Linked DNA regions of Homo sapiens: regions 1, 3, 4, 5 and 6 are each linked to region 2. The links are chromatin loops, found by intact Hi-C in ENCODE. Cell type or tissue: HCT116. All regions are shown on one strand. Region 1 overlaps HPRT1 (hypoxanthine phosphoribosyltransferase 1). Region 2 overlaps PABIR2 (PABIR family member 2). Region 3 has its middle 8.4 kb from the start of SMIM10. Region 4 overlaps PHF6 (PHD finger protein 6). Region 5 has its middle 20 kb from the start of MIR450B. Region 6 overlaps MOSPD1 (motile sperm domain containing 1).

The links. A loop is a pair of places that touch in the nucleus more often than their neighbours do. Peaks named below come from ENCODE experiments on the same cell type or tissue, not always from the same donor. Only the 100,000 strongest peaks of a DNase experiment are listed, where the experiment ranks them.
Region 1: a loop joins it to region 2, with 4 times the contacts of the local background. A loop is called at or near these places in 33 of 110 quality-filtered maps.
Region 3: a loop joins it to region 2, with 7 times the contacts of the local background. A loop is called at or near these places in 13 of 110 quality-filtered maps.
Region 4: it touches region 2 in a loop (10-fold over the local background); 8 of 110 quality-filtered maps call a loop at or near these places.
Region 5: it touches region 2 in a loop (5-fold over the local background); 11 of 110 quality-filtered maps call a loop at or near these places.
Region 6: a loop joins it to region 2, with 5 times the contacts of the local background. A loop is called at or near these places in 25 of 110 quality-filtered maps.

What each region holds. Positions count from the first base shown.
Region 1 is chrX:134,481,296-134,486,295 of GRCh38, forward strand. The region is part of intron 3 of HPRT1 (hypoxanthine phosphoribosyltransferase 1); the gene reads left to right. Among named protein-coding and RNA genes, the nearest start is that of HPRT1, 24 kb to the left of the region's middle. In HCT116, a CTCF peak has its summit at 2,957 (motif pointing right); a DNase peak (open chromatin) is centred at 2,946.
Region 2 is chrX:134,780,900-134,785,899 of GRCh38, forward strand. It overlaps PABIR2 (PABIR family member 2), which reads right to left. Exons shown (of 10, transcript NM_001387468.1): 8 at 4,987-5,000; 9 at 922-1,018. Among named protein-coding and RNA genes, the nearest start is that of PABIR2, 14 kb to the right of the region's middle. In HCT116, a CTCF peak has its summit at 2,101 (motif pointing left); no DNase peak of the experiment used is centred here; H3K27ac peaks cover 338 bases.
Region 3 is chrX:134,996,873-135,001,872 of GRCh38, forward strand. No RefSeq gene overlaps it. Among named protein-coding and RNA genes, the nearest start is that of SMIM10, 8.4 kb to the left of the region's middle. In HCT116, a CTCF peak has its summit at 2,811 (motif pointing left); a DNase peak (open chromatin) is centred at 2,789; H3K27ac peaks cover 880 bases.
Region 4 is chrX:134,421,232-134,426,231 of GRCh38, forward strand. PHF6 (PHD finger protein 6) reads left to right here. Exons shown (of 11, transcript NM_001015877.2): 10 at 3,970-4,099; 11 at 4,430-5,000. The coding sequence ends at 4,099. Among named protein-coding and RNA genes, the nearest start is that of HPRT1, 36 kb to the right of the region's middle. In HCT116, a CTCF peak has its summit at 2,561 (motif pointing right); no DNase peak of the experiment used is centred here.
Region 5 is chrX:134,518,087-134,523,086 of GRCh38, forward strand. It overlaps the pseudogene RPL36AP54. Among named protein-coding and RNA genes, the nearest start is that of MIR450B, 20 kb to the right of the region's middle. In HCT116, a CTCF peak has its summit at 2,967 (motif pointing right); a DNase peak (open chromatin) is centred at 2,955.
Region 6 is chrX:134,906,353-134,911,352 of GRCh38, forward strand. All of the region lies in intron 1 of MOSPD1 (motile sperm domain containing 1), which reads right to left. Among named protein-coding and RNA genes, the nearest start is that of MOSPD1, 6.4 kb to the right of the region's middle. RefSeq lists a silencer at 2,067-2,361 and an enhancer at 2,252-2,795. In HCT116, a CTCF peak has its summit at 2,319; no DNase peak of the experiment used is centred here; H3K27ac peaks cover 2,375 bases.

The DNA.
Region 1 (5,000 bases), 300 kb before region 2:
GTGTCTCATGTAAGAGGGCAGTAGCTTTCAGCTTAAACTTTTTCTCTGTATGTAGTCGATTTCTTTGAGGTATACTTTTCTCTCCAGAATAGTTAGATGTAGGTATACCACTTTGATGTTGACACTAGTTTACCTAGAACTTATCTTCTGTAAATCTGTCTCTATTTCCATCTCTGTCTCCATCTTTGTCTCTATCTCTATCTGTCTATCTCTATCTATCTATCTATCTATCTATCTATCTATCTATCTATCTATCTATCTATCTAAAGCAAATTCATGCCCTTCTCCTATTTATTGAATCGAGACCATAGACAGGGGTGAGAGAAAGAATTTGGCAGGAATGGGGATGTGTATTATCTGTGGCATAAGGAAACTTTACAGAACTAGGTTCAAAAGTATACTTTCTAGTTCTTTCCCATGGCTTTTCACTTTGATGTAGTCCTTATCAGGTAACTGAGGTTTTATATAAGTCCCCTGATTCTTAGAACATGAAGGTGTAGTAGTCAAGGTTGGTCCCTTGAAACCACAAATTTTGTGAAAAAAAATTAAGAAAATTGAATAATTTCCTCAGCAAATACATATTGATCATCTGTTATACAGCCATGAGAAGTGGTTCTGTTGCACACGTTTATTTTATCAGATCCTAATCCCAAACCAGGCATAAAATGGAAACCATGAAGATAGGATGAAATAACTTCTGAATGTTTGAATGTTTGAAAATAGTGTACTTAAAAATACCAGGTGGTTTTTGTTTGTTTTTTGTTTTTTTCTTTTTTTGAGACAGGGTCTCACTCTGTCACCCAGGCTGGAGTGTAGTGGTGCAATCTCATCTCATTGCAGTCTTGACCTCCCAGGCTCAGGTTATCTCCCACCTCAGCCTCCCAAGTAGCTGGGACTACAGGCACATGCCACCACGCCCAGCTAATTTTTTGTATTTTTTGTAGAGACGGGGTTTCACCCTGTTGCCCAGGCTGGTCTAGAACTCCTGGGCTTAAGCGATCCTCCCACCTCAGCCTCCCAAAGTGCTAGGATTACAGGCATGAGCCACCATGCCTGGCAGAAAATACCAGGTTTTTAAGTATCAGCACTTACTCTTCAATCTTTTCTATTACTATGTTGTGCTAAATGGTATTTTTTATTTAATTAGAGCAATGCTGTTCAATAGAACTTTCTTTGAGGATGGAAATCTTTTATGTTTCTGCTATGTGGTACAGAGCCACTAGTGACATGTGGCTTTTGAGCGCTTGACACATCTTGTGCAACACAGGAACTGAATTTTTAAGTAATTTATATTGCCACATGTGGCTACCGTATGGGACAGTGTAGTACTAGATGATCTGTAAGGGCTGTGCTTCATCAGTGTCGTTTTTTAACTGACAAAAACCTTTAGTTTTTTTTTTAGTAATGTGTTTATTTAAAAGAATTCATAAAATACAAGTAAACAAATTAACTTGTTACCTGAGCATATGTCCTTTCATACTTATTTTTTCTGCATACATATTTTGGAAAATGGAATATCTGCCCTTTTTTTTTATCTGAGATACAGTCTACCTCTAAAAATACATGATTCTAACATTCTCACTTTTGTTGGCATTTGATCAGGGTATAGAAAAACAGTTAAAAGGACAGAGAATGGTTGAGAGATTATGATATGAAGAGAAAATGTGATTGAGTGTGGTAGACTTGGGGCCTGCTTGAATGTTGAGAGAATGACTGTTTTCCGATAAAAAAAAAAAGTCCATTCTAGGATCCTAAAAGAAGGGTCTGAAGTTCACTGCAGAAAGCAAGCTACATAGTACTAAGCCACTAAGGGGACATGGAGCCCTTAGTAATTCCTACCTTAGTAATAGTCTCATCATGCCCTCTTGGGAACCCAGCCTTGTTGATTAGCCTCTCTGCTTTCTCTCCTTATAGTTCAACCTCCCTGTTTGTTCCAAGCAGTTCTTTTCCTGCCCATTTATTATGCATTTCTATACAGCTTTCCTCCTCTTTTTCTATACCATGCTGCAGTTCTTATTGCTACCTAGAGGTTTTCAAAATTCCTAGGGGCGGATAAGTAGGCATAAACAAAGTTCTTCCCTATTATCCTTCCTATTTTTTCACCTAGACTGAAGAGGTAGACAAAATAGAAATAAAGACATTAAGGGTATGTGTTTGTAGTCCCAAAGAGCTTCTCTGGCAATTTTATGTAGTTGACAGTGACGCTCTGAGTTCAGGACAGATTGGACTCCTTGGCTGAGAGGAGTGAGGAGATAGGACGGTAGAGGAGAGGGTAGAGCAACTCTGGAGGAAGCTTTCCCCTCACCTTTGCCAGTCCTGTTATCCTAGACTTAACCATAATTAAAGATGAGGGAGGCACTCAGTAAAGGGATCTAGTGGGAAGCTTGTTCCAGACAGCCAAGGAGGGAGGTTCGCGCAGTTCCTTTGGCCACCCAGGTGGGGTAATTGATCCATGTATGCCATTCATGTACAATGTAGGCACTTATACCTGTATTCCAATGTAGTGAACTATACCATTACTCTTAAATTAATATTCTTTATTAGCTTCCATGGTGGCTATAGGCCAGGCAAGAGAGTTAAGAAAAAATAAATAGCCAGGTATGGTGACTCAAGCCTGTAATCTCGGCACTTTAGGAGGCCGAGGCAGGAGGATCGCTTGAGTCCAGGAGTTCAAGACCAGCCTGAGCAAAATAGTGAGATCCTGTCTCTATTTTTTAAAAAAGCCTTGGGGCAAACAGGAGTATGGAGGTTTGGATGCTAATAGAACAGCAGTGTCTTACTGCTTGGAGTTCTCTTGTTTCTTGTCCTATCACCGTAGCCTTTGGATCACAGCAATTTTTCCATGACTCCATACTTTTCAGTTCTTGAATATTTTTTCCTTTATTCCTCTTGTCTCTGTAAAGACATCAACTGGAGTTGGACTGTAATACCAGGTATCTCCAGAAGATGGCACTATTTAACAGATTTTATAAATAATTTGATGTGAGTCACTGTCATCTGAAGCTTGTTGCCTTTTCTTTCTTTCTTCTTTCTTTTTTTTCCCCATCAATTCTGTATGTTTGAAATGCTGGGTTTTAAGTTAGTTAGAATAAGGGATGTCTGTAATTTCCCTAAATTGAGAAGTAATATGCAAAGGTTGATATCAGAAGTCATATGCTCACCTTGCAACACCAAATAATACTGGCCCATTTGTGATTTTTGAAAGTAACACTCCATAATAAATGGATGTATATATAGAAGCATAACAAAAATAGAAGCACATAAAAGTGAAAAGTCTCATAAACGCCATTGTCACTACTCATGTAATTGCTGTTACAAATTTGTTTAAATGTTGAATAAAAATGGTGTCATAGGCAACACAGTGTTCCACTACTTGGTGTTTTTAATAGCATTATTCTGTCTCAGTGTGCTTTGGATTATCAGGTGCTTTTTAATAGTTGCATGGTATTACATTGTGTAGATGAACTTGATTAATTTAAATGGTTCCCTGTTAATGGACATGTTGGTTTGTTTTTGTGAACAACTGATACAGTGAACATTTATTTTTTAAATAAAAAAAAGAGAGACAGGGTCTTGCTGTGTTTCTCGGGCTGGCCTTGAACTCCTGGGGTCAAGCGATCGTCTTGCCTCTGCCTCCCTGGGATTACAGGCATGAAGCCACCGCACCCGGCCCAGTGAACACTCTTGAATGTATCTTTGTATACTTGTCAGTGTTTTTGTAGCATTGATTCCCAGAAGTGGGATTACTGGATTAAGTGACATGCATGTTTGCAATTTTAACAGGTATTGCTATGTCATTTTCAAAAGAAGCTATGCCAATTAATACTCTCACCAACAAGAGTGCTTATTTCCCCTCAGCATATTATCAGGCTTAAGTTTTGCCAGTATGGGTGGGAGAACAGTAGAATCACATTGTTTTAGTGTTTGTTTCTCAGATAGATATAATTTTACACCTTATAACCTTCTCTTCTATAAATTGTCTATTTGTGTTCATTCTCCATTTTCCTATGGGTTCTTATTGTTGGAGCCCAATATATAAAAGGGGGTATTTGTTACAGAACCTCTTCAGTTTTGGTTCATGTCATGCCTGGGTTTTTACCCTTTCTACGGATGTTAAAAAAAATTCTCTATTTTCTTCCAGTCCACTTATGGCTTTATTTTTTACATTTAGATTTTAATCCGTCTGGAATTTATTTTTGTGTATGCTGTGAGGTAGGGACCATACTTTTATTTTTTCCCAAATGGGTTACTAGTTGGCCAAACATCATTTATTGAATAATTCATCTTTTCCCTACTGACTCGAAATACCATCTTTATTGTATACTAAATCCTCATATAGTTCTGGGTCTGTTTCTGGGCTCTACTTTGTTCATTTACTGTGCTGGTACTGCACCGTTGTAATTGCTGTGGCTTTGTGGTATGGTATGGCTTGCTCTCTGCTAGGGCAAGTCGAAGCTCTTTTGTTCACCTGCTCTTTCACCCAAATTTTCTGTCCTGAATCCAGCACAGCCAAATTATGGTCATTGTCACCACCAACTACAGTGGGTGTTGAGCATTTCCCATTGAATCTCCTGTAAGGGTTTTATTGGATTCTGTGATAGCAGTAAAATGGGAGCCTAAGAGGTATTCCTTAAAGGACTACTAATCAGACCTGGTTTCCCAGATGATGCTGAAGATGACGGGGCCTGGGCTAGACTTTTGAGGGACATATCCTTGGGGTTGGGTGTGATATAGACCAGCCCTTACAATTTGCTTGACTCATGGGAATCGTACAGGGCCAGAACCAGACACCTGTCATGCTAATAACTTCCCTCACAATTCAGAAATCACTGTGATTGAAGATGGGTGGCTGTTATAATACTACCCACTTAAAAATGGATGTAACCCATTTTTTAGGACTCTTAAAAACATCAAATCAGTAATGGCCGATTAGGACTTTTTAATTTTTACTAATCTCTACTTGAAAGTTTTCTAGTCATTCATTTCAGGAAACCTAATTC
Region 2 (5,000 bases):
ATTATAAAAATGAAACCTTAGCATTGTTCTGAAATATTTCATAATTTTCTAAAAGATAACAATAGATAATGCTAATCAGAGAATACTATGCTTAAGAGAATCCTGGTATCCTCTGCTAAGTCAAAAGGACTGGATACAAAATGCAGGCAGAGCAGCTACAATCAATACACATTACCCACAGCCACCCAGAGACTCTTTCTCACACCAGCCAGCAGTTGGCACTGCCACACCATTGGCAACTAATGACAGGCTGACCTAACAGGAGCTGGGAACGAAAGCGAAGGTGTCAGAAAGACATATATATTTCCAAATGAAATACTGTTGACTTTGAAATAATCTGTTTTTTCACATTATCCTCCATAGAGATTTCCCCTTCATGGGGGCATGGATAAGAAGTTGAAAATATTTTAAATTAGAATCTTTGGACAATTTTGATGGTAAGGAGCTGGGGGGCAGAAAGCATAATTTTATTGAGCTAAACACCTCAAGTGAAGCTTCTTCAGACTTGAGGTGATGAAAAAATTTTAAAACTTAAAAGAAGAGAAGCTTCTTCATTCACTGTAATAATTTTTAAAAATCTGTTAGTTACCAAGTCACCATGTTTTAGGACCACATTTCTGGATTCCTAGAGAATGCCATTTACTATGACTTGATAAAAATCTAAGTCAACTGCTATTCAGATTCATTTGCTATTAACGAAGCACCTGTATCAACTCTTTCTAATCTCTTTGCAATGGTGTTTTGAGTTTTGTCAGGTATCTGTTTTATAATATTGTCACATCCCCAAAATAATGATATAAAAAATAAATATTAACAAAATTCAAAAAAAAATATTTTAAATTATCCCAATATACTTTCAATGTGGCTCTTTTAAAATGGATTATACTCTAATATACTTTTCATTTTATTTCATTTTTTTACCATGAACTGAGATCAGACAGTTGCGCGGCATCTGGAGATAACATATTGGTAGTGCCTTGGAAGAGTCTCTTGGGCTGACTTTCTGTCTCCATTTCACCTAAAACAGAAAGAGATGATGCTACTATAAAACAATTTTACAAATACAGGCGTGGTGCTAACATATGATGACCTTTGTTTAACCAAAGCTCAGAATACTTCTTCAAACCACTTCTTAAAACTATTTTCCCATGTGCTTTAACATGGAAGAAATATGCTTCCACATAAACTCAATCAAAAAGTTGGCAGCCCTAAAAAACTTCTCACTCATTATCCACAGCGTGCTATGGACATATTCACATTAATAGGAAAGTAGAACACTGACTGCATCAGGCAAAATGAAGCAAGGCTGACCACAGTAGAGATAAGGAATTCCCAAATAACTGAAACTCACAGTCAATATTGTATGCTACATGGTTAGCAAGGCCTATTGGTTTTATATATTTTGATACCTGAACATTTCCTGAGATGGTGTCAAACTGGTTTAAAAATGTGTAGTCTGATAAGTAGTGTATAAGTAAAAAGTTGCTTTCACACTATTTAATGAAAATGAAGATTAAAAAGATAAGTTTGAAAACACACCTGTAATCAAAAGCAAATCTTACTCAATTCACAAAACTGGTATTGTACTGACCACCTCAATCATACAGATCTTCTCAGAATTGCTAATAGAAAAACTTTGCACCAACAGGGATAATGCTTAACATTTTGCTACCAGGAGTACAAAGAGTAAAACCCTAAGTTAGAATAATCTCCTTTAAAATCAGGCTCTGATTTTATTTAAAACATACACATTCCTTGGTTCTGAAGCTCTTCATCTGAGCTTGAAAACGGAATGTTCAAGACAATTTAATTCATGAGCCTGTCTATACTCCAGTAGAAAATTAGTAACTTTGAACTTAAAACTGTACAATTAGAATGAAAAAAGATCAAGCAAGAACAAACGCAACATTCATTTTGTCCATGTTATCAACTAATTCATATTATCTTTCCTCTGGGACTATTCTGAAAATTGCTGAAAATCCTCAAAAGTTGTTTTTTTCCATGCTTTAATATGCAGCTTTTAAAAGTTGCTGCTGGGCTTTTGAGTTCGCCTCACTAGCAAAAGACTTTAGCTCTTTTGAGCAAAGAATTCCTCCATCTGCTGGTGTATTTCGGAATAGCTGTAAAACTAAACAACCATACTAATTCCTTCAACTTCCTGCAACAAATTTTAAGTTAGTAATAATAACAACAATAATAGCTTTATTTCCAACTGTTATTTTCACTTACTGGCTACTGAGAACATTCCTAGGACTACAAATAACTCCCTATAAGATTAAGGAAAGACTGTTTATAAAATAAAACTTATAAACTAAATACAAATATTGTCACCATATCAGGAACTATTTTCCAGAGCACACCATCTTTAATTTTAAGTTGTTTGAAATACAGCACTTTTGGAATCTGTGTATGATCCTATGATTGGAAAGTTTTCAAAGCCACAAATACCTGTTCCCCTAACGTTAGAAAAGTTGGTCTGTTTATTGGCCCTGAAGGTGATCCGCACAAAGAAACCACTTGCTGAATTGCTTTTAAAAGTACGGTTGGCCAGGCACGGTGGCTCACGCCTGTAATCCCAGCATTTTGGGAGGCCGAGGCAGGCAATCACCTGAAGTCAGGAGTTTGAGACCAGCCTGGCCAACATGACAAAACCCCATCTCTACTAAAAATACAAAATTCTCTGGGCGTGGTGGTGTGCACCTGTAATCCCAGCTATTTGGGAGGCTGAGGCAGAAGAATAACTTGAACCCAGGAGGCGGAGGTTGCAGTGAGCCAAGATCATACCACTGCACTCCAGCCTGGGTGACAGAGCAAGACTCCGTCTCAATTAAAAAAAAAAAGTTATTGTTAATGACTGGTCTCAATTAAAAAAAAAAAGTTATTGTTAATGGCTGGGCATGGTGGCTCATACCTGTGTAATCCCTGCAATTTGGGAGGCCAAGGCAGGTGGATCACTTGAGGCCAGGAGTTTGAGGACAGTGTTGCCAACATGGCGAAACCCTGTCTCTACTAAAAATACAAAAATTAGCTGGCCATGGTGGTGTACTCCTGTAATCCCAGGTACTTGGGAGGCTGAGGCAGGAGAATCGCTTGAACCCAGGAGCCCAGGAGGCAGAGGTTGCAGTGAGCTGAGATTGCACCACTGCACTCCAGCATGGGTGACAGAGCAAGACCTTGCCTCAAAAAAAAAAAAAAAAAAGTTATTGTTAAGACTCGTTTAAAATGACACGTTGACACTTGCAATCATGTAGTCATATCCCCAGGAATAATGAATAAACCTGTGTTGCCGGCTGGGCGTGGTGGCTCATACCTGTAATCCCAGCACTTTGGGAGGCCGAGGCAGGTGGATCATCTGAGGTCAGGAGTTCAAGACCAATATGGTGAAACTCTGCCTTTATTAAAAATACAGAAAATTCGCCAGGCGTGGTGGTGGTGGGTGCTTCTAATCCCAGCTACTCGGGAGACTGAGGCAAGAGAATCGCTGAGCCCAGGAGGTGGAGGTTGCAGTGAGCCAAGATCACGCCACTACACTCCAGAGTCTGGGCAACAAGAACGAAATTCGGTCTCAAAAAAAACAAACAAAAACCTGTGTTGCTTTTTTTTTTTTTTGAGACAGGGTCTCACTCTGTGGCCCAGGCTGCCATCTCGGCTCACTGCAACCTCTGCTTCCTGGGCTCAAGGAATTCTCCAGCCTCACCCTCCCAAGTAGCTGTGACAACAGCACAAGCCACCAACGCCTGCTTAATTTTTGTATTTTTTGTAGAGACGTGGTTTTGCCATGTTGCCTAGGCTGGTCTCAAACTCCTGAGCTCAAAGCAATTCTCCTGTCTCGGCCTCCCAAAGTGCTGGTATTACAGACCTGTATTGCCTTTTTAAAGAGATGCCATCAGGTGCCCTTTATAAGCATCTAACACTAGTGTTGACTGATACTAAACTAAACTATTTTAGCCTACTGCTTTGTGGTTCAAAATAAGGTAACTGAGAGCACCCTGTTATATAAAAAACTCCATAGAATTGAATATAAGGCAATTCTTGCTTTGATGAGGCATAATTTGATGAGGGGGTAAACCTTACCTTATATTTGAGTATACAGCACATTTATGGATATGTTTGCTACGGCATTAGCATATATTTCTGCAGTTTATAAACTATGCATCTCTTTCATATTTAGATAACAGAGAGGCAATTTTTTGAATATATAATGATAATATGAATATATGAATAAAACTGTTATGAAGTATAAGAAAATATAGATGTATCAAATAACTCATTTACAAAATTGAGAATCAGCACAGCAAACATTTGGAAGAATACTTTTGAGTTTCCCTAGAACACAAGAGAGCAATGCTGTTAGCTCATTTCAGACAGGAGTTCTAGTTTTTAATTCAAGCTTGGCTAGGTATAAGACCAGAAGCGTGATGCTTATCTTTTTCTTTTTCCCCCCAGCTTTACTGAAGTATAAATGACAAATAAATTTATATATATTTAAGGTATACAATGTGATGATCTGATGTATGTACATACTGTGAAATGATGATCACAGTCAATTTTTTTTTTTTTGAGATGGAGTGTCACTCTGTTGCCCAGGCTGGAGTGCAGTGGTACGATCTCAGCTCACCACAACCTCCGCCTCCCAAGTTCAAGCGATTCTCCTGCCTCAGCCTCCCAAGTAGCTGGGATTACAGGTACCTGCCACCACGCCCAGCTAATTTTTGTATTTTTAGTAGAGATGGGATTTTGTCATATTGGCCAGGCTGGTCTCAAACTCCTGACCCGAGGCGATCCACCTGCCTCGGCCTCCGAAAGTATTGGGATTACAGGCGTGAGCCACCATGCCCAGCCCACGGTCAAGTTTTTAACACATCTTTTGCTTCACCTAGTTACCTTTCGTATGTGTGTGGTAAGAACACTTAAGATCTACTTTCTTAGCAAATTTCAAGTATGTGACACAGTAGCATTAGCTATAGTCACCACGCTGCTACATACCTTTTCTTTTAAGA
Region 3 (5,000 bases), 220 kb after region 2:
TATTCCCAGCATGTATAAACAACCTTCTCCCATTCATATGATGCCTCTTGGCATAATTTAATTATTCCACATGCAACCAAGAGAGAGGCAACACGTACAAACATTTCCAGCTACCACAGTCAGAGGTGAAGTCATGGGGCCTCTGTTTATAGTTCACGTTCTCCCAGTGATGTCTTTTCTTTCTCTACTTCTGCCATTATCCCAATTTGATATTCTGTAATCCCATGATCTAAGTGGTGAATTCACCATCACCACTGTACCCTATTTATAATACTAAAGAAAGAAGAGGTGAGAAAAGTTTCAAAAAAGGAAGACAATAAACAGGGAAATATAAGTAGAGGGTAGAGTCTTCATTGCTGTACATAGCCATGTGGTGGTCCTGTTACTCTATCAATTCCACATTCCCTTTGCTTTAGCCACTGGGGAGGCTCAGTCCTTCAATCCTAAGGAGTCTGAGCCCTTGGGAGTCCTTTGTAGGGTTGCAATATTATGTCATGCACCCCTCAGGATTGTAGTATAAAAAAATACCTTAGAGGACCCCCTGAGAATCATCCATATTACTCTCTGTCCTCCTTCTATAGCAGAAACCACAAAATCACCTTTTTTTTGCATGGCTCTGGGGATCTAAGAGTGGCTTCAAATTCAGTGAAACCATTGTTTTGTCTACTACTAAAAGTGTTTCTTCCTAGGAAATTTAAACCTCTAATCTAGTAGAGATCAGAGTTGTAGGTATGGGAAGCAAAACTGTTGCAATGGGTCAGGTGTAATTATGAGAGACACTACCTTTATTTCCACTCCTCTGCTCCCAGACTTGCTAATCTTGGCAGTGGGAGGAATAGCTCTATATATTGGTTGCTGGTTCATAGTATGTATTGCATCCTAGCAGCCTCCATGGTGAATCTCCTATCAGGGCTTGCCACAGGCTCCATATGGCATTCTTTTTTTTTATTTGTAGAATTTCTGTTTGCTAAACCCATATAGCATTATGATTTACTCCAAACATCTTGGGCACCATTGGATCTGCTAGATGATAAGGGCCAACGGGCAGACCTACCAGCACAGTAGCCTACACCAGCTGGAGAGCCTTGTTTTAGCTGTGGATTCACACTAACTACATGTGGCAGGAATGACATCTGCATTTTCCAAATCTTGAATAGTGGCAAAAATCCCTGAAATTCCCACAAGAATATGCTATTGCATTTATTTCCTCTGTTGAGGAGGAGGGGGAGCTCTCGTAGCTTCCATTTTCCCCCTGCTTACCCTTATAACCCCTTTCTCCAGGGCCCAGGTAGCCCATGTGGCCATATACTGGAGACTAGCATCTGTTTCTGCCTGGAGATTTCTGAAGTCAGGAGGCTTGCCTGTACCAGCAGGGTGAATAGGGAACATGATATGGTGGAACTAGAAAGAAAAGGATGGGGGAAACCTCCCATTCCATGCCTTCGCTCTGCATTCCTCAAAGGGTGCAGAAGATAACTATCGTGCTTTCCATGATACCATGTGTTGCAGCACAGAAGTTAGAGGAAGCAACAGAACCTCAGGGCAGCCCCAATAGCCACTAGCCAGATGAGGAACACTCCATCTGGAAGCAATGTGTGGATGCTGACTGATGCTGAGCATGTCCAGGCAGTGGTGGAATAATCCCAGAGGAGGGTTTAGGGTCTCACTCAGCTTACTGGCGGACAGACTCAGAGAAAAACTTCAGTTTCCCCTAACCTCGGTAAATGCCCCCTTCACTCTGAGGTAGGCACTACTGCAGGAGTGTTCTGGTCCATTGGCTTTAACATTAACTTAAAGTCAGTTTCCAATTCATTTCTTTCTTTTTTTGTGGGGACGGGGGGCATGGTTTCACTCTGTTGCCCAGGCTGAAGTGCAGTGGAGCGATCATGGCTCACTGCAACCTCTGCCTCCCAGGTTCAAGTGATTCTACTGCTTCAGCCTCCTGAGTAGCTGGGATTACAGGCGTGGCCACTGTGCCTGGCTAATTTTTGTATTTTTAGTAGAGGCGGGGTTTCGCTGTGTTGTCCAGGCTGGTCTCAAACTCCTGACCTCAGGTGATCCACCCACCTTGGCCTCCCAAAGTGCTGGGATTACAGGCGTGAGCCACCGTGCCCAGCCCCAATTCATTTCTGAAGGTTTGGGGCTATCCTTTCCACTGTAAGTTGCTAAGGTCAATGAGGTACAAGTGTTTTTGGGGGAAGATCAAGGGGGAGATTCACAAGTGTTGTAACAGATTGCTTACTCAGGTTCTCCCGATCATCCCTCATTCTAGAGGCTCTGGGTCTGTTTAATTAATGGCTCATGCCTGGGACTTGTACGTGAGCTATCCCTCTGGCTGCTAGGCTAGTGTGATGGCTGAAATGCCAGGCACCGCTGTTGGTTAGACCAGAGAATCATTTTGGTAGATTTCATTTCTGGGAGCTGCAAAGTTAATTATCCATAGCCAGAGATCCTTGCATGTGTGTTAGTCAGCTTAGGCTGCCATAACAAAATACTACAGATTGGGTGGCTTAAACAACAGACATTGATTTTCTCACAGTTCTGGAGTCTAGAAGTCCAAGATCAAGGTGGCTACCAGGGTTGGTTTCTGGTTGGTTTCCCAGGAGAAGCTGCTGTGGACAGAGTTATTGGCTTAATTGGCCACAATAGACTCCACAGAAAGAACATGCTTGTAGAGTGATAGACACTCATTCGATTAAACCATTGCACTGCCATGCTCAAATTCATCCAATAAATTGCTCAATGTTTCTGCTTGTGCAGGCACAGACTAAAACCAAGAAATAGACTGCCATCTAGAGTCCGTTTATATAATGGGGAAAAGGGTTCAAAGATTAGATTATTTGTTCTATCCATACATGGGCAAGTCATTTCCCCTTCTGGGATCTCAATGTCCTTGCCAGCAAAATGAGAATGTTGCCTTAGACCCGTAGTTTCCAAACTCAGCTCCACAAAACATGCATGCCTTTAATGGTTTGTAATTAGAGTCGCTCATCAGAATGATCCATGATCCTTGAAAATATACATACCCCCATGCTTCACCCTAGATACTCTGATTCAGAAGGAGGTGTGGAGCAGAGTGAGGGCCTGGGCACACGTATAAAACAAAAAAACATTTCACAGGTGCTTCCCAAGCCCTCCCCAGGTAAGGAATCAGTGATACAGATGTTAATAGGTACTCCTTTAACAATGGTGCTATGGTTTGGATATGGTTTCTTTGGCCCCTCTATGTTTCATGCTGAAATTTAATCCTCAGTGTTAGAGGTGGGGCCTGGTGGGAGGTATTTGGGTCATGGGGCTGGATCCCTCATAAATGACTTGGCGCCATTCTCACGGGAGAGAGTGAGCTCTCACTCTTAGTTCCCGCTAGAACTGGTTGTTGACAAGAGCCTGGCACCTCCTTCTCTCTCTCTCTCTCTCTCTCTCTCTCTCTCTCTCTCTCTCTCGCCTCCTCTCCTGTCATGTGATCCCCATGCACCAGCTCTCCTTCGCCTTCTGCCATGAGTGGAAGCTCCCTGAAGCCCTCACCAGAAGGCAGATGCTGGTGCCATGCTTCTCATACAGCCTGCAGAACTGTGAGCCAAATAAACTTATTTTCTTTAAAAATTACCCAGTCTCAGATAGTCCTTTATAGCAACACAAACAGACTAAGACAAACAGCAACCAAATCTCTTCATTCCAGGGCTTCTGGAAGCCTTTAATATTCTAAAGTACAGTGCAGATCTCCAATAGGTATTTATCTAATGTGCCATTCACAGAGGGGTTTGACTATAGAAGCAACACATACCAACAGCTGAGGCCTATCAGTGTTCCTCAGGTCATAGTTGAGAATACCCTAGGCTAGGATATATTCAGGGCCACTATGAGTCTATATCCAAAGATTCTAAGTAAACATTTTATTTTGATGAATCATTGTACACGATATTAAGGAATTTTCCATGGGGAAAATAGCACAGAGCAACTTTACAAGGATGCATTTTCAAAGTGTCCTTAGCACCCCCAATGAAATATATTGCCAAAGAACAAAATACTACTATGGTTTCTAATATTTTTGGCGGTTTGTCCTTTTTTATTAAGATGGGAACCAAAACAGAAACTAACACTCTGGGCCTTCTCAGAACGCTATCCATATCACAGTCTCACCTCTGAACTTTGCACAATATTTAAATTATGGCCTAGAGAGATGTTTATTTTGTCTTCTACTCTCCTGGAGACAGACAGAAGACACCGCTTTATTTTCAATTCTTCTTAGGGTACAGAGAGGGAAGAGTGAGCTGAAATTCCAACCCCTTGCAAAGCCAGAGATGGTTCCTTTAGACCCAACAGTAGATTAGAAGACATTCACACTCCTTGGGTAAGCTTCTATCTCAAATACAGACTTTGTTCCTATATATTGGCTATTGCCCTTTTATAAGATACTACTCTAAGTATTGGCTCACATTTCCATATACATAAAGTAGTAGGCTGATTCCAACGCAGGCCACAGCAGTTCCTCTCATCCCTGGATGCTCAGCAATTTGCACTGTGACTTTGCCACTCCTTCCTTCAATAAGTGGAGTCTTTTTCTCCACCCCCATGAATCTGGGCTGGCCGGTGACTTGCTTCGACCTTATGGAATTGGTAGCAGAGACATTTTGGGAGTTCTGAGCCTATTCAAAAGGCTTTGAAGTATTCACTCTCATTCTCTACCCATACAGAGAAGGCTGAAAGCCTAAATTTCCTGGAAGCTTGAAACATATAGAGGCCTGTGAACCATACCACAACCAGAACTACTGAGCACTAGATGAGGCTAGGCAGGTCCTCCCACCGCCCCGCCCCACTCCCACCCACCTGCAAAGCTCACCTGGTAAATACTGAGTTACCATCTGGATCTGACACACAGGATCAATTGCTCTAGGCCCTGGCTCCCTAGGGCCCCGCATTGCTGGCAGCTGGTCAGGGACTGTTTTCCAGGAGGCAGAGAAAAGCTGCTGAATCCCACGTTCAAACAAGCAGTCCACAAG
Region 4 (5,000 bases), 360 kb before region 2:
TCACCCCTCCTTAAGGTCTCCTTCCACATATGTGTGTGTAGGTCTCCTTCCACATATGTGTGTGTATGTTTTTGTGTATGCAGAAAAATCTCTAGAAACATATTCAACAAGCTTAATGGTTATATTACTTCTCATTAGTTGCATAAGGATGGAGGAGAAGAGGCAAGTTTATATTCTCCATGATAGGATTCTGTGGTGTTTGAATATCTTCATGAGAAGTATATTATTATTAAAGTAGCCCTTAACATTTTAAAATAACAGGCTGATTTTAAATATCCAAAATCAGATTGTATGGAGAATTATTGTATTTAAAAGTGTAACTTTTAGATGATTTTATTATAATAGTTTTAAATGGAAAATATTTAAATATTTCCATTTTCATTTTGGAAGAAAAATGGAAATATAGATGAGAAAAAATACTTAATGTCAACTTTAACTCTGCCATGCAGAGGTAATAATTTTAAATCTTTTGGAATGTTTTCTCTTAGACGTTTATGTGATTATGTGTGTGTATTTATAAAAACAAGATTTTCTGCTGCTCTGCCTATGGGGTAGCCATTCTTTTATTCGTTTGCTTTCTTTAAAAAAAAAAAAAAGATTTTCTTATCTATGCTGTTTTATAATCTCTTTTCCACTTACTAGATCAGAGACATTTTTGTGTGACATTAAACAATTTTACATCTTGTTTTTTGTTTGTTTGTTTGTTTGTTTGTTTTTGAGACAGTCTCACTCTGTTGCCTAGGCTGGAGTGCAATGGTGCGATCACAACCCATTGCAGCCTCAACCTCCCAGGCTCATGTGATCCTCTCACCTCAGCCTCCCAAGTAGCTGGGACCTCAGGGGCACCCCATTATACCCGGCTAATTTTTTTTGTGCAGACGAGATTTCACCATGTTGCCCAGTCTGGTCTCAAATTCCTGGGCTCAAGCGATCCACCCGCCCCAGCCTCCCAAAATGCTGGGATTACAGCATGAGCCATTGTGCCCAGCCTACATCCATTTTAATGATTGCATAATATTCCATCATATAGGTATATCAGTTTATTCTATTGGTTCCTTTTTCAGACATCTAGGTTGTTTTTGCTTTTTAGCTATTAGACAACCATATTTCAGTGACAAAACAAAAATATATGTACTTGGATCCATAATGATTTGAATTGCTCTTTTTCTTTTCTCCCATTGAGATGTGTTTCTGCAATCCATTTGTAATGTGGATTCCAGATAGACACAACTGAGTTCAAATGAGAGCCCATAGGTGGGTAGTTTGGGGAGAGAAGAAGGGACAAATAAGAGGAAATGCAGGGAGGAATATTTCTGAATGAAGTGGCTTCCCTGTCTCCTAACTATGGCTTTTCTTCCTTACCAGCCCTTTCTGGGTCCTGACTGTATTCCTATTCGAAAGACTAGGGAGGGATAGATAATAATTTTTATTTATATTTATCCTGTTTTATTGTCTTTATTGTATTTTTAACTATTTCAATATGGATTTTTTTAAAATGTCAGCCTCCCACCATAAAAAATGGAGTTCTGTGACAGCAGGGACCTTGTTTGACCAGTTGACACCTGTAACCTTAGCACCTAGACTAGTGAAGGCCATATAAGGGCCTATGGGAAATATTCTGCAAGTAAAAAATAATCCCATAAAATAATTAAAAGTTGCTCCAACAACAAAGCACTTGTCCTGTTAGAGGGAACTTCCTATTAAAAAGACGATTTTCAAATGTAAGCAAAAACAGAATAGTATAACAAGTCCTCATATCAGCAGTTAGCAAGTTATTGCCACACTTGCTTTATCTATTGTTTATTTTCCTGAAGTATATTGTTTATTTTCCTGAAGTATATATATTAAAGCAAAATCCCAGATGTCTTGTCATTATATAATTATTATTCCATTATCACACTTTGTAAAATTAACAATTATTTCTTAGCATCATCTTATACCCAATCCATTTTCACATTTGCCCAGTTGTATAAAAAAAATCTCATTTTAGACTTAATTTGTTGAAATCTGGATACATGCAAGGTCCATCCATTGCATTTGATATGTCTCTTAAGTCTAAATACGGACATACTTGTCCCCTTACTTATTGAAGAGCCTCGATAAATTGTCCTAAGTCCCACATTCTAGATTTGTCTCTTTGCCATTTCATGATGCCATTTAACTTGTGTCTCTATCCCTCTCTCCCATTTCTTGTAAACTAGAGGTTGGTTCAGAAGTTTAATTAGATTCAGGTTATATTTTATGGGAAGATTCTTCGTAGGTGCCATTGTGTAGGAATCTCACTCTTGATATTTAAACTCATGATTTAAAAATTTAAAAAGAGGTAGTTCCCAATGTGTAGTATTTGAAGTGTACAGATTCTCCCTAGCTTTTTGAAAGTTATTGAAAATGTTTTAAGACTAAAAAGAGAAATAATGAACAAAACTAGATTAAAGTCAGTTGTTATTGTTGTCCACTGTGTCCTGAACCCCACCCCTGCCTTTTATTCTACTCAAATATTAGACCTAGTTTAGATAATCTATTTGTAACATGTGAATTCCTAGATGATTTTTTTCATCTATTGCTGACCACAAGAGGGCATCCAGTGAACATGTTCTAAGCATTCTTCCATTGTCGTCTTATGTATAATAGACATAAAACTGAGGAATCGCCTTACACTCATAGGTGGGAATTGAACAATGAGAACACTTGGACACAGGGTGGGGAACATCACATACCAGGGCCGGTCGTGGGATGGGGGGACGGGGGAGGGATAGCATTAGGAGATATACCTGATATAAATGATGAGTTAACGGGTGCAGCACACCAACATGGCACATGTATACATATGTAACAAACCTGCACGTTGTGCACATGTACCCTAGAACTTAAAAGTATAATAAAAAAAAAAGAAAAAAAAAACTGAGCTCAAATCAGCCTGCCCTTGTTTGATTGTCCAAATCACCTATATTACGATTTTTATTTAAAACCTAATGAATTTTAAATATACAATCTGTATACCCAAATAAAAGGTTAGAACCAAGCATGATATCAAATTAGCACTCCAGAGATAACTTTCCAGATTTAAAGGGGAAAACCTACCTTTACAATGGAGATAGCTGGTCATCACCACTACTTTAACCAAATGATCAAACATAGTGTCACCCAGTAGCAGGACATTTTGAAATTAGATGCCTCCTGAAATATGCAGGATTACCTACAGAGTGTCTTGACTGAAAAAGAAAAGCTGAACCTGAAGCTAACCAAGCCTTTAGACCTTATTCCCAGTGTATAGGAAATACAGGGCGAGAGAGAACCAAATAAAACAGTACCACAATTAGACAAGTCCAGAATTTGCTACAGTTGACAGACTGTCTGGTCTAATCTCATCCTAAAAAGTCAGTGTTGTGTAAAAACAAGAAGTTGGAAGGACCAGTCTAGATTAAAAGAGACATAGCCAAATGCAGTGCCGGAAAACTGTTGGATGGCTCATGTAGGTATTCCAGTGAAGGCTAGGATGCTAATAATGAAAAACCATTTGAAGAGTTTGAGTAAAATTGTTTCATCAAATGTGAGCAGAAGGCAGCAGTATAGATAGAATATATATTTCCTGAAATGTGATTTTAAATTAAATATATGAAACAAATTTATAGAATTTGATTATTTCATCAATATACCTGAAGGTTGGTATTTTTAAGTTGGCCAAAACTTTGCTTTTAATCTCATTGGGCAAAATGAGGAATTGCCTTATGATAACTGTCATCCTAAACCAGAGATTTTGTTTCAGATGAACTTTTATTATCTCAATAATAGTGTGTTTTCCTATCTGTTAGATAAAAATGGGTCTGTAACTAATTGGGGAGTATTTTTTAAAGTGTGGATGAGGAAACCCATGTTTTAAATGGGCACTAGCCTCATCCACTAATGTTGGCAGGAATGTTCATCAGCAGTGACAAAGCATTTTGAGATTTTTGTCTTTCATCATTGTAGACTATACTGTAAAAATCATAGTGGAAATGATGAGAGAGATGAAGAAGATGAGGAACGAGAGAGTAAAAGCCGAGGAAAAGTAGAAATTGATCAGCAACAACTAACTCAGCAGCAACTTAATGGAAACTAGGTATGAAAGTTAATTATATGGGATCTGTTGTCAGGATACAATACACACTGATATATACATGTTGAAGTAATGGTATGCAGTAAGATTTTTTTTAATCCTATTATGTTTAGTTAAGAGCATGTTACTAAAATGCTGAGGATTTTGTAGGCTTGCATAGTAGTTGTTTTTTAACTAGCTGATTTTGTAACCATAAAAACAAGCTATCTGCTTTATCAATAAGTGTAGTTGTAATGTCAAATCAATAAGATATTCACACTCCTCAATAACATTATATTGATTGTGTTCCCCTCAAGCATCATATTTTACATTTTTTTATCATCTTTTAAACAGGTTCATGGGACAGAGTTAGAAAACTGGGAATGAATAAGACATCCATAACTACTATTCTTTTTTCACTGTTTTCTAAAATCAAAAAGGGTTTGTAACTTTTTACTGCCCAACTCTTAGATCCTTCATTGAACTGCCTAAAAATGTCTTGTTTGTTTTATGAGCCCTCACTAGAAGGCTGAGTTTGACATGTTGATATTACGTAGCTATAGTTTGCAGTTTCTGGGAAGCAATTGAAACACTATTAACCCTGTGTATAGTGTCAACAGTTAAAGCAGACGAAACGAAGTAAGCTATATTTCTGGACTGAACAAAGCTCTGCTGTTTAGAGCATTTAAGTTTGTTTAGTGGATCCATACTCAAAGGAAAGCATAAGCAAATTTTCCTTTACAATGCAAACATGCCACTGGTGGCAGCACATGGTAATTTGTGGATTTTTTTTTCATACTCAAGTAATGGAGGCTAGAAATGAAGAGAACCTTCTTTTTCTCTTGACTTTGACAGCACATGCTAAAAATCTCTTCCAAGAAGTATGCTAAAGCTTTTCATTTGGTTCCTGTTAAAGTTGTTCTCA
Region 5 (5,000 bases), 260 kb before region 2:
ATGTTAGGAGGAGAACATTACTATGGAAAAATAGAGGAGGATAAAGGAGACTGAGAGGCAGAAGGATGGGCCAGTTTGTAATTTGAAAGGCAAGGTTGTAGGCAAGGTTCAGATTGGAACACTGAAACACGGATTTCCCACAGAAATGAACAGGTCTCCTTGGAGAGATGGCTAATTCAAGGTCTGGGTCAAGAAGTGTACAGGAAGAGCCTGGAACATTTTGTTGCACCAAAAAGATAAAACAGAACAAAACAAAACTCGGTTAATTAGTTACTGTTGGAAGATGCTAGCAAGCCAGTTCTTTAGTGATTTTTAAAAGACAGATAATTATAAGGAAACTTTTTAATAAACAAGCATTTATACTGTTTTCGACACAGACTACCACTGACTACTCAAATAATACATGAGGGGATATTTCTTTTTATGGAAGTATTCTGGCTAATAAGAAGAATAGAATTAATCACCAGTGGCTGCCAGCACCACAAAAAGAGATACAACTAGATCTTATGTGTTTTACAATTTTTTTATATTTGGGGGGCTGGTCTCTTATATGTCTCTTTTGGAGAAACAGCCCACCACCTGGATTCATCTCCTAGGGCTTCCATAACAAAGTACCATAAAATGAGTGTCTTAAAACAACACATGGCCGGGCACAGTGGCTCATGCCTATAATCCCAGCACTTTGGGAGGCCGAGGCGGGCAGATCACTTGAGGTTAGGAGTTTGAGACCAGCCTGGCCAACAAGGTGAAACCCCGTGTCTACTAAAAATACAAAAATTAGCCAGACATGGTGGCGGGCACCTGTAATCCCAGCTACTCAGGAGGCTGAGGCAGGAGAATCGCTTGAACCTGGGAGGCTGAGGTTGCAGTGAGGTGAGATCTCGCCATTGCACTCCAGCCTTGGCAACAGAGCGAGACTCCATCTCAAAAACAAACAAACAACAACAACAACAAAACACTCACGTTTATTCTCTCAAAGTTCTGGAGGCTAAAACTCTGAAATCAAGGTGTCAATAGAGCTGTGCTCCCTCCAAAGGCTTTAGGGGAGGATCCTTCCTTGCTTCCTCCTAGATTCTGGTGGTTTCTGGCAAGCTTTGATATTCTTTGGCTTATGACTGCATAATTACAACCTCTACCTCCATATTCATGTGGCCATCTTCCCTCTATGGGTGTCTGTGTCCAAATTTCCCTCTTATGGACACCAGTCATATTGGATTAGGCTTCCCCTAATCCAGTATGACCTCATCTTAACTTGATTACATCTACAAAGGCCCTATTTCCAAATAAGGTCACATTCACAGATTCCAGGTAGACATGAAATTTGGGTAACACTATTTAACCCAGTATACCACCTATGAAGTATTCTTTTTATTTTTCTCCTCAGCTTTTATTTTAAGTTCTGGGGTACATGTTTAGGACGTGCAGTTTGTTACATAAGTAAACGTGCCATGGTGGTTTGCTGCACAGATCAACCCATCACCTAGGTATTAAGCCCAGCATCCATTAGCTATTTTTTTCTGATGCTCTCCCACCACCCGCCCCGCCCCCGACAGGCCCCAGTGTGTGTTGTTCCCCTCCCTGTGTCCATGTGTTCTCATTGTTCAGCTCCCACCTATAAGTGAGAACATGCAGTGTTTGGTTTTCTGTTCCTGCATTTGTTTGCTGAGGATAACAGCTTCCAGCTCCATCCATGTCCCTGCAAAGGACATGATCTTCTTCTTCTTTTTTATGGCTGCATAGTATTCTGAAGTATTCTTGACAAAAAGAAAAAATCAACCTGAATCTATTCAAGCCTCTAGAGTCAACTAAAAATTTACAGAAAATACAGGAGACTGAGTAACGTGTTAAATGACATCACAGGGATGCAATTAGCCAACTCCAGACTATGGGAAACTCTACAGGACAAACTACCTGGTATCTTCAACAAATAAATTGCAGGGAATAAAGACATGATGGAGGAACCTAGACTAAAAGAGACTTAAAGATGAACCAGTAGCTATGTTTGGACCTCATTTGGATCCCAATTCAAACAAACTTTAAAATACACACCCATTTATGACACTTATGAGACAATTGGAGATTTGAACACTGACTTGAATATCCATTGATATTAAGGAATTATTTTTGAAAATGCGGAATAATACTAAGGCTATGGTTTTTTTTAGAGAGTCCTTATCTTTTAGAAACATATACTAAATTTGCAGATAAAAATGACTTGATGTTGGGGATTTGTTTCAAAATAATATGGGAGTTGGGGGATGTGGGTGCAGATATGGCTGTGACAAGATGGTTCATGGGCTGATAATTGTTGAAGCTGGGTGATGGGTACATGTGGGAGTTCATGATACTATATTTTTATGTGTTTCAATCTTTCCATAATAAAATTTTTTTTTAGAAAAAAGAAAGAAAGGAAAGAAGGAAAGAAAGAAAAGAAAGAAAGAAAGAAAAAGAAAAGAAAGAAAGAAAGAAAGAAAAAGAAAAAGAAAGAAAGAAAGAAAGAAAGAAAGAAAGAAAGAAAGAAAGAAAGAAAGAAAAAATACGGTATCAGGATAAGCCTAAATAAGAAGGTGACATTTGCTGTGGATCGTTCAGCATGTACAGGGCCCCTGTCACCATCTGGCTTTAAAAATACTAAAAAATAAATCTTGTGTAGGGGCTGTGAGAGATTAAAGACGGCCACAAATTCTTTTTTTAACCCAATTCTCCCATACCATTTATTTTAAAATTTATGCATTTTTATTAATTAATTTATTTATGTATTTAGTTTTAGAGACAGGGTCTCGCTATGTTGCCCAGACTGGCCTTGAACTACTGGGCTCAAGTGATCCTGCCTCAGCCTTCTGAGTAGCTGTAACTACAGGTGCCCACCACTGTGACTAGCCTCTGCCACAAATGCTTTTCTAATTCTCCCCTTACCTAAAGCTAATTCCCCTCCCTTTGAATTTGGCCTGGCCTTAGAGACTGGCTTGACCAATAGATGGCAGCAGAAGTGAAGTTCCAGGGCTTCTGAGGCTAAGTCATAAGAAGCCTTCTAGCTTCTGTTTGGCTCTCTTGGAATATCTCTGGATGTCCTGGGCTACCATATGAGAAGTCGGCTTACCCCAAGTCAGTCATTCTGGAGTCCATTCTCCAGTAAACAGTCCCAGCTGACTCAGTCTTCAACTCAACCCCACCAAGCCTCCAGACTTGGGATGAGAGGACTTCACTAGCACTTCCCAGACTGGCCCATCCGCTGTGTGAAAAGAACAGTCACCCAGCTGAACCCTGCCTGAATTCCTAACCCATAACATCAGGAGATACAATTCAATGGTGGATGCTCTAAGCTACTAGGTTTTGAGGTAGATTTTTTGTTTTGTTTTGTTTTGTTTTTCAGAGTCTCGATCTTGTCACCCATGCTGGAGTGCAGTGGCGTGATCTGGGCTCACTGCAACCTCCACCTCCTAGGTTCAAGCAATTCTCCTACCTCAGCCTCCTGAGTAGCTGGGATTACAGGTGTGCGCCACCACGCCCAGCTAATTTTTGTATTTTTAGTACAGACAGGGTTTCACCATGTTGGCCAGGCTGGTCTCGAACTCCTGACCTCATGATCCACCCGCCTCAGCCTCCCAAAGTGCTGGGATTATAGGCATGAGCCACTGCGCCAGGCTGGTTTTGAGGTAGTTTTTAAGGCAGCAATAGGTGGCCAGAACATAGGTTTATAATATGTGACAAACTATGTTTTGTAAGCAAAGGAATAATAAACACAAAAGCCAGGATAGTGTTTCTTGGGGGAGGTAGGTGCAGGTGGTAGAGGCAGGGGCAATGAGATGTGGAAGAACACAGGTTGAACTAAAGGTATTTCCTAAGAGCCTACTTTGGAGGTTGGGTGTTGTGGTAGATTTTTTTTCTCACTGTTGCCTAGGCTGGAGTGCAGTGGGACAATCACAGCTCACTGCAGCCTTGACCTCCCAGACTCAAGCAATCCTCCCATCTCAGCCTCCTGAGTGGCTGGGACCACAGGCAGGCACCATCGTGCCTGGCTACTTTTTTTCTTTTTGTATTCTTTTGTAGAGACGGGGTTTTGCTATACTGCCCAGGCTGGTCTTCAACTCCTAGGCTCAAGTGATCCTCCTGCCTTGGCCTCCCAAAGAGCTGAAATTACAGGCATGAACTACCACACCCAGCTGGTTTTTATTTTTTTATTTTCATTTTTAGAGACAGGGTCTCACTCTGTCACCCAGGCTGGAGTGCAGTGGCACAATCACAATTCACTGTAGCCTCCAACTCCTGGGCTCAAGTGATCCCCTAGCCTCAGTCTCCCTTGCAGCTGGGACTACACTCATGAGCCACCAGGCTTGGCCGAAATTTCTACTTCTGTAACAAGGAGAGCAGGCAGTGAAGTGCTATTCAGCAATGTTTTAATTAGAAAGGAAATGGGCAGGGCAGAGATACAGATAAATTGCTGTTTTACCATCTTGCCCAACACGGTTGTAATCAAGCCTACACAAGTATAAAGGTCATTAGCCAGTAATTGACTGGCCTATTTCTTCCATCTACAAGAGACTAATTTTAAATATAAAGACGCAGAAAGATTAAAAGGATGAGCTTTTTATGCTGATAGCACTCTCGCAAACCTGGTGAACATTCCTAAAAGTCACCAGACTTTCTGTAAGAAGTTTAGGAATCACCAATACCACAAAGTGACACAGTACAAGAAGGGCAAGCATTCTCTTTATGCCTGGGGAAAGTGGCGTTATGACAGGAAGTAGAGTGGCTATGGTGGGCAGACTAAGTTGATTTTCCGGAAAAAGGCTGAAAGTACTAAGATTATACCGAGACATGAGAGCATTGAGCCCAATTGCTTTTCTCAGAGAATGCAAACATTTTGAACTGGAAGGAGATAAGAAGAGAAAGGGCAAAGTGATCCAGTTCTAGCGTGATCTTTTTTATTGTGAAGAAAATACAATCTTGAGGTTATGTTCACTTCATTTGGTTACAGCTGCCATTTAAAAAACATATAT
Region 6 (5,000 bases), 130 kb after region 2:
TTTTTTTAATTTTTGTAGAGACGGGGTTTCACCATGCTGGCCAGGCTGGTCTTGAACTCCTGACCTCGTGATCCGCCCACCTTGGCCTCCCAAAGTGGTGGGATTACAGGCATGAGCCACCGCGCCCAGCTTATCTTGGCTAAGATATAAGTTGCATCCTAAACTCCAACCAGTGGAAATTAGGGAAGAATTAGCACCAGGTCAACAGAGCAATATTAGCAACTGTGCCAATGAACATAATAAGGTGTAACACCTGCCTTGAATTGATAGTTTTCTGGAGACTAACACTTTCTCTTTGCTGCAGTCCATATTACAAAATGATAAAGTGCAAAAATCCTGGGGAAAGATTATATACTAAACTGGTAAAAACTTACTGCAAATCGGTTTATGAGGTTGCTTTCCAAAAGTCAAGTGCACACCAAGTCAGAGTTAGTTGGTTCCCACTTTTCTAATTTGACAGATGTGGGAAGCAGGCCCAGGATGGTTAAGAGACTTATCCAAGGTTGCACAGGGTATTGGTGGCAGAACTCTGGTCTCCAGGCTTCCACTTCCTTATACAGTCATCCCTTCTATGTCTCAAGTAAGTCCTGCCTCGGCCTGGCACGGTGGCTCACGCCTGTAATCCTAGCACTTTGGAAAGCTGAGGCGGGCAGATCACCTGAGGTCAAGAGTTTGAGACCAGCCTGGCCATCATGGTGAAACCCTGTCTGTACTAAAATACAAAAATTAGCTGGGCATGGTGGTGTATGCCTGTAATCCCAGCTACTCAGGAGGCTGAGGCAGGACAACTGCTTGAATCCGGGAGGTGGAGGTTGTATTGAGCCGAGATCGCACTACTGCACCCCAGCCTGGGCAACAGAGCGAAACTCCATCTCAAAAAAATAAAAAAAATAAAGTCCTGCTTCCCTGATGCTGACTACCACACATGCCCTAATCTGTAGCAATTGTCCCTGCTTATCAAGATCAGAGTTCTCAAAGGATGATCCAAAATTCAAGTCACAACTAAGTCTGCATTATCTTCATTTGTGTTTCCTTTTCAGTTTTATAAAGAAAAATCAAGAGACAATTTCACTTACTGAGTGGCACACACTATTTTCCTGATGATGAAACAGCTATAGTTGTCAGGAACTATTCATCAGGGCATTAATAATGAAGGTTTGCTGCATTCTTCCTCTCTGGACAGCAAAATTTTACTCATTTTTCAAAACCTAATTCAAATTCCCCTTCCCTGGCTGGGCACAGTGGCTCACGCCTGTAATCTCAGCACTTTGAGAGGCCGATGCGGGCGGATCACTTGAGGCCAGGAGTTCGAGACCAGCCTGGCCAACATGGCGAAACCCCGTCTCTACTAAAAACACAAAAAAATTAGCTGGGCGTGGTAGTGCACACATGTAATCCTAGCTACTCAGGAGGCTGAGGCAGGAGAATTGCTTGAACCAGGAAGACGGAGGTTGCACCCAGGCTGGAGTGCATTGGCACGATCTCAGCTCACTGCAGCCTCAAACTCCTGGGCTCAAGTGATTCTTCCACCTCAGCCTCCCAAGTAGCTGGGACCACAGGTAAGTGCCACCACTCCTGGCTAATGTTTTTAAAAAATTTATGTAGAGACAGGGTCTCCCTATGTTGTCCAGGCTGGTCTTGAACTCCTGAACTGAAGCAATACTCCCACCTTGGCCTCCCAAAGTGCTGAGATTACAGGCATGAGCCACTGCACCCAGCCAGAATGGAATATTTTGACATTTGTTTTGTGTGCATTAATTTTGACTTCTCAGTTAGATTTTAGGTATAATGCCATATTGTTGTTTGGTGGGATGCTTTTGTTTTTTGCACCCCTCACAGGCCCAAGGTCAGTGCTGGGCACTTAGCAGATAGCTAAAAGCTTATCAGTTATCCTACAGATGTCTACTAATAACTGTCTCCTCCACTGGGGAACATTCCCCCCACCACTCACCCGTCATAGCTGAACACACTTTGTCTATACAAGACAAGCAAGGGATCCTAATTAGAGGAGCAGTAAATCTTAAGTGGCTGCTCACCATGGGTTGGGGTAAGAGGAGAGCAGAGAGAATCAGCACTCCCAGTTACCTCTCTTCCCCTCTTCTCCCCTCCCCTCCTTCTGTTTCCCTCTGATTTTCCCTGGCTCTTCAGTGCCTAACTGTGCCAGCAAGCATTTAGAAATCTGAGGCTCCAACACACTTCTGACCTCACAGGCAGAGAGCGCAGCTGAGATCTGGTGATACAGGAAACTGTCTTGTCTTCCTCCCCTGTACCAAAGGCACAGAAAAACAATCCTGAATGAAATTATAAAGAAAACCTTATGTGTGCACACCACCTTGTGACCAGTTTGCAAACTACTCTGACACAAAAAGACGCATAAACACTCTGAGATATTCACACATGCCTGCCACTACCATCAATCCAAGGAGACCAGTACCCCAAAGTATGATGGTTTTTTCCATTTTCCTCACTTTGCATTGACCAGAGGAATGAAAAGATAAGACTTTGAGATAAACAGGAATCCATTTTACCACCATAGATACAAAACTTAGAGACCGTTAAGGAGCACTGAAACCACTTTCATAGCATTTTCTCATTTGCACCCTGCAACCTGTTTTTAGAAAGAGGAGGCTGCAGGCCGGGCGCGGTGGCTCACGCCTGTAATCCCAGCACTTTGGAAGGCCGAGGCGGGCGGATCACGAGATCAGGAGATCGAGACCATCCTGGATAACACAGTGAAATCCCGTCTCTACTAAAAATACAAAAAAAAAATTAGCCGGGAGTAGTGGCGGGTGCCTGTAGTCCCAGCTACTCGGGAGGCTGAGGCAGGAGAATGGCGTGAACCCGGGAGGCGGAGCTTGCAGTGAGCCGAGATCCGCCACTGCACTCCAGCCTGGGCGACAGGCGAGACTCCTCAAAAAAGAAAAAAGAAAGAAAGAGGAGGCTGCAAGAAGCAAGTGAAGTAAGTGGATCGAAGTTTGAAAACAGTTAAGGATGATTCAAAGTACAGCCCTCACCCAGAAACTGGTGACCCATCTGCTTGGTCACAGTGTACCAGCTACTTAACTATCTCTCCCTGGCTCTTGCTGTTTACTCTGATTAAGGTTCCCAGCTCCACCTTCAGGTCAGCTCCCTTTTATCTGGGCACAGGGGCTATCTCCTTCTTCCATACTCTGTGCAATCCTTGCCAATGACCAACTAAATACTAAATTGTTAAGAGCGATATGTTATTTTCCTTTAGTCTCACTAGCATTAAAACCTCCTTCCCTCCCACTTCATAAACTCAGTTGGCCTCCTCTGAATTCCCAGTATTGTTAATTGGGGTTTTTAATTGCTGGCATTTTCCTAAAGTCATAACAAGTGATGTTCTAATGTTTACTTTCTACTTTAATGTTCATTGCTTAATATTTGACACTTTTGTTTTTATATATTTTCTAGATTTTTGGTATGCTTTGCTATTTTAACTAATGAGATTGACTGCTATAAATAATATGTAGTGATTGGCTCTTCTATATTCAAGATTTAAAAGTTGAGTAGTATACATTTTAAGATTTTTAAAAAAAAGAATAACCTAATGTCTCTTTGAAAACAATTCATATTTTCAAATGTGTTATTTACAACCCGGTTATAATTAATGTGTTGTTTCCATGTTTTACAACATCTCAGTATGTCATTTCAAGATGCGCAATTCTCAAAGCAAAATCCATATTATATGATTATATATATATGTTGCTACATGAAACACTCAGAAGTTTTAGAATCACAAATTCATGGCCGGGCGCAGTGACTCACGCCTATAATCCCAGCATTTTGGGAGGCCGAGGTGGGCAGGATCACCTGAGGTTAGGAGTTCAAGACCAACCTGGCCAACATGGCGAATCCTCATCTCTACTAAAAATACAAAAATGAGCTGGGCATGGTGGCGGGCGCCTGTAATCCCAGCTACTTGGGAGGCTGAGGCAAGAGAATCACTTGAGCCCAGAAGGCGGAGGTTGCAGTGAGCCAAGATCACACCACTGCACTCCAGCCTGGGCAACAGAGCGAGACTCTGTCTCAAAAAAAAAAAAATCACAGATTCACTCAACAAACATTTCCTGAGCACTTATTATATACAAGGCACTGTGCTAGGGAATATGGAGACAAGATGAAAATATTTTGTCAGCCTTCCAAAAACTCAGACTAGCAGGAAAAACAGATATACAGCAGTAATTAAGATATGATGTGAGCAGTGTTAAACTGCTGATAGATATAAAGTGCTCTGGGAGCATAAAGAAAGTGATCATCTGCCTTAAGGCTAGTCTGCAGTAGAAGTGGAGGGCCGGGTGAATTCCAGGAAGAATGTGTGTAGAAGCATGAAAGGGATGCTTAAAATGAGCTTTGGCATTGCATATGGTTAAAAACAGCAAATATGGGGAGAGGGGCAAGTTTCGGCTAGAAAGGTAAGTTAGAGGCAGATTGTGCAAGATTTTGTGAACGTTTGGGGGTTTAGACTTGATTCCCTATGCCAGTGGTTCTGGCTTGTTAGAAACACAAATTCTTGGTTCTCACCCTAGACCTACTGAATCAGAAATTCCGGGACTGGGGCCCAGCCATCTGTTTTAACAAGTCTTCCAGGTGATTCCGATCCACACTAAACTTTGAGAACCACTGCTGCAGGCAATAGGAAACCACTTAAGGATTTTTTCTTTTTTAAATATAGGGATAAGGTCTCGCTATGTTGCCCAGGCTGGTCTTGAACTCCTGGCCTCAAGCAACCTTCCTGCCTTGGCCTCCCAAAGCACTGGGGTTACAAGTGTAACCTACGATTTTGCCTGGCCTTAAGGATTTTAAGCACAGAACTGACCAATTCAGATTTGAAGTTGGACAGGGGTTGCCATTGACCATTCAAGCACAACACCTGACTCCTGAGTAGTTACTATAAAAAATTAAAAAACTGTTGAATGAATGTGGCATGAAGCAATGATGAGGGCCTAGGCTAAGGCTGCAGGAATGGAGAAGAAACA